2 separate regions of the Mus musculus genome follow, and region 2 is linked to region 1. Evidence: chromatin contacts called from ENCODE Hi-C or POLR2A ChIA-PET data. All regions are on one chromosome and are shown on one strand. Each heading gives the region's core, a stretch centred on a gene start or an enhancer-like site at or near the end of the contact. The rest is flanking DNA. Distances are from core to core; before and after follow the strand shown. Region 1 holds the start of Slc7a1 (solute carrier family 7 (cationic amino acid transporter, y+ system), member 1). Region 2 overlaps Slc7a1 (solute carrier family 7 (cationic amino acid transporter, y+ system), member 1).

Evidence for each region. Hi-C counts contacts between places; a loop is a spot of excess contacts on that map. ChIA-PET counts read pairs that join two places held with the same protein, here RNA polymerase II (POLR2A).
Region 2: a loop to region 1 is called in a map of heart, with 1.8 times the contacts of the local background. The contact joins the enhancer-like site here to the promoter of Slc7a1 in region 1. A Hi-C loop is called at or near these places in 2 of 37 maps with a recorded cell type or tissue (heart and left cerebral cortex). POLR2A ChIA-PET finds 5 or more read pairs at or near these places in 4 of 5 experiments (Patski and embryonic stem cell).

Annotation. Positions count from the first base shown.
Region 1 is chr5:148,397,991-148,402,128 of GRCm38, reverse strand. It overlaps Slc7a1 (solute carrier family 7 (cationic amino acid transporter, y+ system), member 1), which reads left to right and starts at 2,225. Exons shown (of 13, transcript NM_007513.4): 1 at 2,225-2,400.
Region 2 is chr5:148,359,106-148,363,243 of GRCm38, reverse strand. All of the region lies in intron 2 of Slc7a1 (solute carrier family 7 (cationic amino acid transporter, y+ system), member 1), which reads left to right. Among named protein-coding and RNA genes, the nearest start is that of Slc7a1, 39 kb to the left of the region's middle. Within about 2 kb of position 1,848, at least 1 of the 3 ENCODE cell types and tissues checked has a DNase peak (open chromatin) inside an H3K27ac peak, as active enhancers do; it is heart, where a contact is called at or near this core.

The DNA.
Region 1 (4,138 bases), core at 976-3,475:
GGCAGCCTTACCAAAAAGTGATGAGTGTGGGGGCTCATTGAGAGATCCTGCTTTATGTCAGTAAGGCAGACAGTGATAGAAGGATACACTTGATATCATGTTTTGGCCTCTGCATGTCTGAACACTGACATGTGATATGTGTGCAACACACACACACACACACACACACACACACACAGAGTCAAATAACAAAACTATGGTTTAAAGATCTTAATTGTAGCCAGGCTTGGTGGCACACACGTTTAACCCCAGCACTTGGGGAGGCAGAGGCAGATGTGTCTCTGAGTTCGAGGCCATTCTGGTCCATAGAAAGTGAGTTCCATGAGAGCCAGGGCTGCATAGTGAGATCCTGTCTCAAAAAAAAAAAAACAAAAACAAAAACAAAAACAAAAACAAAGCAAAACAAAAGCAGTAAAGCTGAAGTTGGTCTTCTAGATAGGAATGAGCTGAAGAAAGCAGGTAGAAGTTACTGTCTCTGCATAGTAGAGGCAGGGAGAAGGGACAATAGAGAAAAAGCTGCCTAATATCTGGTTGATCCAGCTTGCTCTTTTTGGTTAAGGGTTTATGCACAGAGAATCATTACATAAACTGGTCATCGCTAATTTCCTAATTTCTTGAGAGGTCAGTTTAGCTTCAGCTTATTGGTGTGGGATTTTATTACCCGTGACTCCGTTTTTTGATTTTCAGCTTGTTTGACGGGACCTGTATCACACCAAAATCCCAGACGAGGACAGGGCAAGCAGTTTTTAAGAGAACGTAAATTTTCATAAGCAGTAGTGTGCCGATTTGTGGAGGACACACAGTGAATAGCGTTCGAATTCGGAGTCAGATACTCATCTGGTGCTGAAGGCAAAGCTGGTGGGCGCTGAAAGATGGGAGGTTTCCCTCTGTGAGAAGGGGGCACCTGGTAAAGATTCAGGAGACCTCCCTACTAGATTGGCAGGAATCAGTTCATCACCGCATGATTGACACTTACTTCTGTTGGCTGTTGGAAAACAAAGCATGTTTGATGCCTTGTTATTATCACAAACGCTGTTAGAAGTGCTTTAATGTTATCTTACAAGTGTTAGAAGTGCTTTAGTGCTATCCACCTCCCTCTACGTATTCATTAAGACTTTTTGGCTGGGCAATATAAATTAATACATCGTTAGTTTAATTCTATGGGAGTATCAACAGCTGTGGCTGACAATGAATCCCTTTACTGATAAGGCACACTTGAGAACACACATAGCATCCACCTTCTCTTTTCTCTTTTTCTTTTCTTTTCCTTTCTTTTCTCTCTTTCTTCCTTTCTTTCTTTCTTTCTTTCTTTCTTTCTTTCTTTCTTTCTTTCTTCTTTCCTTCCTTCCTTCCTCTCTCTCTCTCTCTCTCTCTCTCTCTCTCTCTCTCTCTCTCTCTCTCTCTCTCTCTCTTTTTTTAACAGGATTTCTCTGTATAGCCCTGGCTGTCCTGAAACTCACTCTGTAGACCAGGCTGGCCTCAAACTCAGAAATCCACCTGCCTCTGCCTCCCAAGTGCTGGGACTAAAGGTGTGTGCCACCACTGCCGGGCTTCGATATAATTCTTTATAAAAACTTTTATCTTATGCATATTTATGGTTTACCTGTGTATGTCTGTGCATCACATTCAAGACTTACAGATTAGTTGTGAGCCCCCATGTGGGGAGTCAGAACTGGGTCCTCTGAAAGGGTTGTCAGTGTTAACCGCTGAGCCATCCCTCAGCCCTATAGACTGTAGTTCTCGATTTTGGAGCAGAGATCAGAAGGAACCCTGAAGACTAGATTTGGGTACTAAACTTGGGGAGAGTCCCGCGGGTGTGAACTGCCTGAACTGTTCTGTTGGCTATGTGGAGGAACTACCTTGTATCAAAGGGAGGCTTGCAGGTTCTGGGGCCCTTCCTGACCAAGGCGGAGGCTAAGGCGTTAGCTAGGGCACAGCCGTAAAGTAGTCCAATGTCAAAAGAAGATTTACAACTAAGTCCAAAAAAAAAAAAAGTCTTTAAAATGTGTCTTACATCCAGTTTGGAGCAAGAAACCTGGTCGTCAGCTGTCCGTGGCTCCCCAGGAGGGGGCTCGCACCCCTCAGCCTGTGCCATCAGCTCTGACTCAAGCTCAGTTGCGGCTGCGGAGGACCAAGGGCGCGCGCGGGAGGCGCCCAAACCGGCGGGGAAGCCCGGTCTCGGGTGTCCCCGCCCACAGGGGCGCGGCCGCGCGGCGCTGTCATTGGTGCCCTGGAAGCTGACGCGCAGCACTGGCCGTGGCCGTGGGGCCCGCGGAGGGCGGCGCGCGGCTGATGAAACCGGCTCGGATTCCGCCCGCGTGCGCCATCCCCTCAGCTAGCAGGTGTGAGAGGCTTTCTACCCGCGGTCTCCACACAGCTCAACATCTTGCCGCCTCCTCCGTGAGTACGCGATCCTTGTGATTGCCCAGGAAGCTCTGAAAGCCTGAGTCACCTCGGTGTGCGTGTGTGTCTGTGTGTGTGGCCTCGGGTGGCGTTTCAGGCAGGGCGAGGGTTCTTCTTATCCTCTCCATCTCCGGGGGATGGGTGCGTGGGGCGGGCACCAGTGTTCCGGTCGCCTCCTCCGAGTCCATCTTGGTCCTTTGCAGGCGCGGCGTGGTGCATGATGCAACAGCGGGAGGGAGTGAACACGGGCGACCCGGGTGACGCCCGCCACGCGTGGCGCCGTGTGTAGGCTCCACGTGGGCGCGGGGACCCATCTACGCAGGCTGCCCCGGGTGGCATCCGGAGTCACGGCAGTCTGGGAGACCTTCCCTTACATGGCGCGGTGCGCGGCACCCCGCCCCGCCACGCGGTCCCGGGCAGTGTCGTCAGCCGAGCCGCGCGCAGGATGGACTCTTGTCAGGTCTCGCAGGCATGACCCGAGACCTGAGATTCCTGTCCTCCGGGTCGCCTCATAGTCTCCAGAGGTCCCTTTGGAGGGACTCCCTCTTGGGTGGGTTTTCCTTGTGACCCGATTCGGCCTGCACAGACTGTTCTTCCAGATGGTGTGGAGTGGGAGGAAGTTCTTCCGGCTCCGTAGACAACCTGTGCTCCGTGTGTTTCTGTCCAGTGGAAGACTTCCTGGGCACGATCAGGTCACCAGCCAAGGGTGTCCGCAGAGCAGTCCAGTGTCGCTCGCTCCAGCCCACTGCTGTGTGGACTTGTGTGTTAAGATAGCCAGACATGTGCTGGGATAGGCAGACATGTGCTGGGATAGGCAGACATGTGCTGTCAGGAAAACAAAACAAACTAAAAAACTACATTTCCCAGCACCCACAGTTATACTCTCACGTGCAGGAGGACAGGGTTTCAACCATAGGTGTATTTCTTCTAAAGGTGAGTAAACTTTCACTAGAATCCGGAGCGTTATCTTCTGCGTTATCTTTTGGTTGACTGTCTTAGCTGTCATGGAGTCAGCTGGTAATTGGGATTTTTGTAACATTTCTTGCCCTTCATGTGTGGTTAAGATAATAGGAAACCTCGACACAGTCATCCCCCTGGTATTTTTAGTTGGTCTCAATGGAAATTATTATTTTGACTAGAGCACACCCTTCTGCCACTAAAACAAAAGGGCGTGACTCACGAGATCAGAATAGACATTTAGAGGGGGAAAGTCACCCCATGAATTGAAACAGCTCTGAAAAGTTTAGCGTTTTGAGATCATGTTTTACTTAAGGGTGAAATTTAGAGGGTATATAAGGGAGGGTGGGGGGGGGTGAATAAACCAAAGGAACTAGTTAAGTAGAGATAAGAGATACCCCAGTGGCTAGGGCTGAATCTCACAGCCCCAGGGCTCTTTCTTGGCCCATAATTACAGGTTTTAGATTATTATTATTATTTTTTAAAGGTATGAAGACAAGCTGGCTCCCTTCGGGATTTCTCTTCTAAGACACATGGTCATTATTATATTTGGTAGATCAGTTTCTCCCCACCCCCACCTCACCCTGTGCTCCACCCACAACCCAGCTTCACAACCAGCCTCAAACTTGCTACTTTGCAAAAGATGACCTTGATCCTTTTGCCTCCCACTGTGTCCCTGGGATTACAGGCATTTGCGCGGATCCCAGTTCATGCAGAGCTGGAGAGCGTACCCAGGGGTCTCCTGCACACTCAGCTGCAGGTTTGCACAGTGGGCACC
Region 2 (4,138 bases), core at 599-3,098, 39 kb after region 1:
CAGGTGATGACGTACGGCTGTTGCCGGGTCCCTAGGAGGAGCCTAGCAGAATGGCCTGTAAGCTAACATTGCCTCTTCTCCATCCACAGGGCAGGGTTTGTAGTATACAGCAGGCACTCAATAAGTACTTGTTGTGCAGGTGGTTGGATCTGAGCAGTTACTTGCTTTCTTCTTGCCATGGAGATAGAAGCACTGCGTGGCCAGGGCAGTGAGCGGCTCATCTTTTGTGGGATCTGAAATCCTACCATGACGATGGCCCATCATGGAGACCTTTTTTTTTTTTTTTTTTTTTTGGAGACAGGGCCTTATTATATAGTCCCGGATGGCCTGCAGCTCCATCCATATGTAGAGCGGGCTGGCCCCAGACTCAAAGGGATCAACTCAACTCTGCCTCTCAAGTGTTGGGATTAAAGTTTCGTGCCTCAATACTTGGCCAGAGACATATTTTTTGGTGTTACTATAGGTAGCGTTTTGTTTTGCTTTTTAAATTTCAGTTTTTATTTATTTATTTATTGCTAGTATCATATGTGTGTGTGTGTGTGTGTGTGTGTGTGTGTGTGTGTATAATGTATTGTGATCCATTTCCTTGAGGTGTAGGACTGGCGATCTGAGGCTTGTTGTCAAGGGGCCTGTCCCAGTATGGCAGCTTGCTCCGATGAACCAGTATGGAGGGGCTACAAACAAGATACAGCCCTGTATGGCTGACCTCCCTGCCGGAGTGACACCCAGCCCATCACTTTGCATATTCTCTGGGTTCCAAGGATGCTTCAAGCCATCCAAGTGGGTGTGGTGGACAACCTCTGGCTGTGTCAGGGTCTCTGGGCCCTGTGTGTGTGGTGGCTGGAGTACACAGCCTTACGGGGAGCATGGCGGCTTCGGCTACTCTTCGGAGTTTGGCTGTATAGAAGAATGTGTTCTAGACTCTTGAAGGACTTCTTCTTTGCTGTAGCAAGCAAGGCGACCTTGAAATAGGTTGTCAGGTGACAGGGGTGGGGGAGAGGGACTATGGTGGATCTTGCTTAAGACATAAGTTGAAATGTCTGCATTCAGCTTTTAGGCATTCTTTAAAAGGCTAGACGTGTAGCTCAGCAGTGGGCGTGTGTTGAGCTCATTCCATCCATCTCCAGGAACACACACACACACACACACACACACACACAGCCTTAAAAATAGTAGACAGGACCTATGGCCTTCTTCTCAGATGTACAACAGACTGTCAGGAAGAAGGAAGCAGATTCAGCTATTTGGGTCTAAAGCATTTGAGGCAGTGGGTCAAGTTCAGATCCTGGGGTGATGTGACCTTATCACATTAGAATAATTAAAGCAAGCAGTCGACACAGCCACTAACCTACATAACTAGAATTCACTGCTTGTGGCCACAGTGCTCTCCCACGGGGCAGTTAGCCTCATTCCTTTAGAATTACTCCAGCGTTCTGGGTGCCTTTCCTTCCCTCCACCTGTCCTGTGGGCTGCTTGGATCTTTGATCGTGCAGATAAACATTCCGGTCTCCAAAGACTTTTCTGTAACTGGACATTTTCTTTCTGTTCCTGCCTCCCAAGGTGTCCACCCATTTATATGCATGTTACACAGGAGGAAACCTTGTGGCAGGGACAAATATGACTACTCGTTTTAAAGATGAGGGCCTGAATGAGTATCTCAGATTATTAACACTTTCCTTCTGGAGCGAGCCTCTGAGATTCTGGCCGCCAGTGAACTGTGACTTGGAATAGACCAGGAAGACTGACCACAAAATGTGGCATTTCCTGTATAGGGATTACTTGTGCATGACCTCGTCTGCCTAGATAATACCCATGGCAACCAGGGGCGTGGGTTCTGTGTGCCTGAGGGCTCTTTGAAAAGTCAGAGCCAGAACTGTGTCACGTTCTGACATTTGTTTAAGCAAAGCTACCTTCGCCAATCAGATTAAAACACTGTACAAGAAGGTGCCAAAACCGGAGCCTATATACGCCCAGCCATGGAAGTCACCCTTGGCCAGCCTAGACCCCTTGAGATGTAGTTCCCCCCAGCCCTCCAGCTTCTCCTTGGCCTCTAACCAGCAGCGTGGTTTCAATTGTCCGTTGCCGCGTGTGCCAGCAGCAGCTGCAGGTGTGTGCTATTTCTACCCAGTACCTGCTGGAAAGTAAACTTCACCATGCCCCTTATAGTATACGTATGCAAAAATGTGTGATTGGAAATGCCCTACCTCTCACCCCACCCCCAATGCTCTCCACCTCTCTAAATTATTCCTTTTCCCCACATCTAATCTTTAGAGTTCATGTTGGCTCTTCCAGCATGAGTTAGAATGAAGCCCCAGAGAAAAATACCTGAAATCCCACCTGGTCTATTTTTTTTAAGCTGTTGGCTATATTTTTATAAAACCAATAAAAATGGTTCAATATTAATAATTCCACATTGTTCAACTTGATTCTATAGGAAAAGACTATTTCACCCAGTCCATTGTCACAGTGGCTGATAACATTTGAAGTTGTGCAGGTCCTGGGCGTGCCCCGGGGCCTGGTGTAGGGTGCACAAACATTTCCGGGTCAGTTGTAGGTGAATTTGTTTCTTTTCGCCTTTAATTTTGGAAATTTCCAGACAGACCCTCACGGAGACAGCGGAAAACATAACAAATCCCACGGACCTAATTACCACCATTTCCTATGTAGACACGAGGTGGGCCGACCTTGCAGGGAGCCTCTTATCTTCTTTATGCCCCTGTGCTGTTTGTTGGTTTCATTAGAGAGATTTTTCTCCCTCTAATTCAAAGGCATTGTGTGCTCAATATAGGTGGGAAGACAGTAAAAGTTCAGGAAATAAAAGAGCCCTATAGTCCTCTAAGAGAGGCCATGGTCTCAGTCACCCTGCCCTGAAAATTTTTCTTTCTTTCTTTCTTCCTTTCTTTCTTTCTTCCTTTCTTTCTTTCTTTCTTTCTTTCTTTCTTTCTTTCTTTCTTTCCTTCTTTCTTTCGGTTTTTCAAGACAGGGTTTCCCTGTGTATCCCTGGCTGTCCTGGAACTCACTCTGTAGACCAGGCTGGCTTCGAACTCAGAAACCCACCTGCCTCTGCCTCCCAAGTGCTGGGACTAAAGGCGTGGGCCACCACTCCCTGGCTGAAAATTCTTTATATACTGTTTTTGATACTTTTGCAGATATATAATATTTCCATCATCATGTTTAATCTCTCGGCCACGTCTAGAGTTCCCTCTACATATGTTTTCCAAGCCTGCTGTCTGTATGACCTCTAAAACCTTCCTACCACAGCCCTGGGTGGTTCAAGCAACTGAAATGACCCACTTTTACCTCCACCCTCTGGTTTCCTATAGTTCAAAGCCAGCAGCAGGGGGTGAGTAGTGAGTGTGTATATATGTGTGTGTGTGTGTTACTTTGAATCACTCCCTTTGTGTTAGGAGTGACCAGTTAAGTTGTCATTAAATGCGAGTCAGTCATCGTGTACTTGTGGATGTTGGGTGGAATGACAAAGTGAGTTGTCAGGCGACAGGAGGCATGTTTGGACAATGTGTCCTGCGAGCCAGGAATGAGAAAAGCTGCACAGGATTACCCTGGCTGCTTGGCTGGGATTCTTAAGCTGGCGGAGGGCGAGACCCAGGTCAGTTAGGGTCCGGCCTGACTCTGTTACAGGGCAGTTAGGTGGCTGGGGGTATGACTATCATGCTTGAGGCTGTGGATTTGACCCTCAGCACACACACACAAAAACAAACAAACGATAATACCAAAACAAACAAACAAAACTCCAACCCGAAATTGAGTCATTTTAGCCCAGTTGGCAGAGAGCACCGCTTTTGATACTAGCTGACCTGAGTTCAGATCCTGTCCTTGCTTCTTTTGAGTTATGTGAGTTGAGCCATCCACCATCAAACTCCACCCCTCTCTCCTTGTAAGAGCTCAGAAAGTTGCAACTTTCCTGACTTCGGGGATGATTAAAGAGACAAGGCTGTGCCGGCCTGGCCTGGCTCTGATATCTGCCTCATCTTTTGCCTAACGGGCCCAGCTCATCGGTTGGTTTTATCCCCACACCCCGGTTCCCTTGTCTGCCCCTCGTTTTCCATAGCTTCTTTCCTTTGTCTACTTTCGAATCATTGGAGTTCGTAGGAACTACGTGTGTCGGTCACCAAGTGGA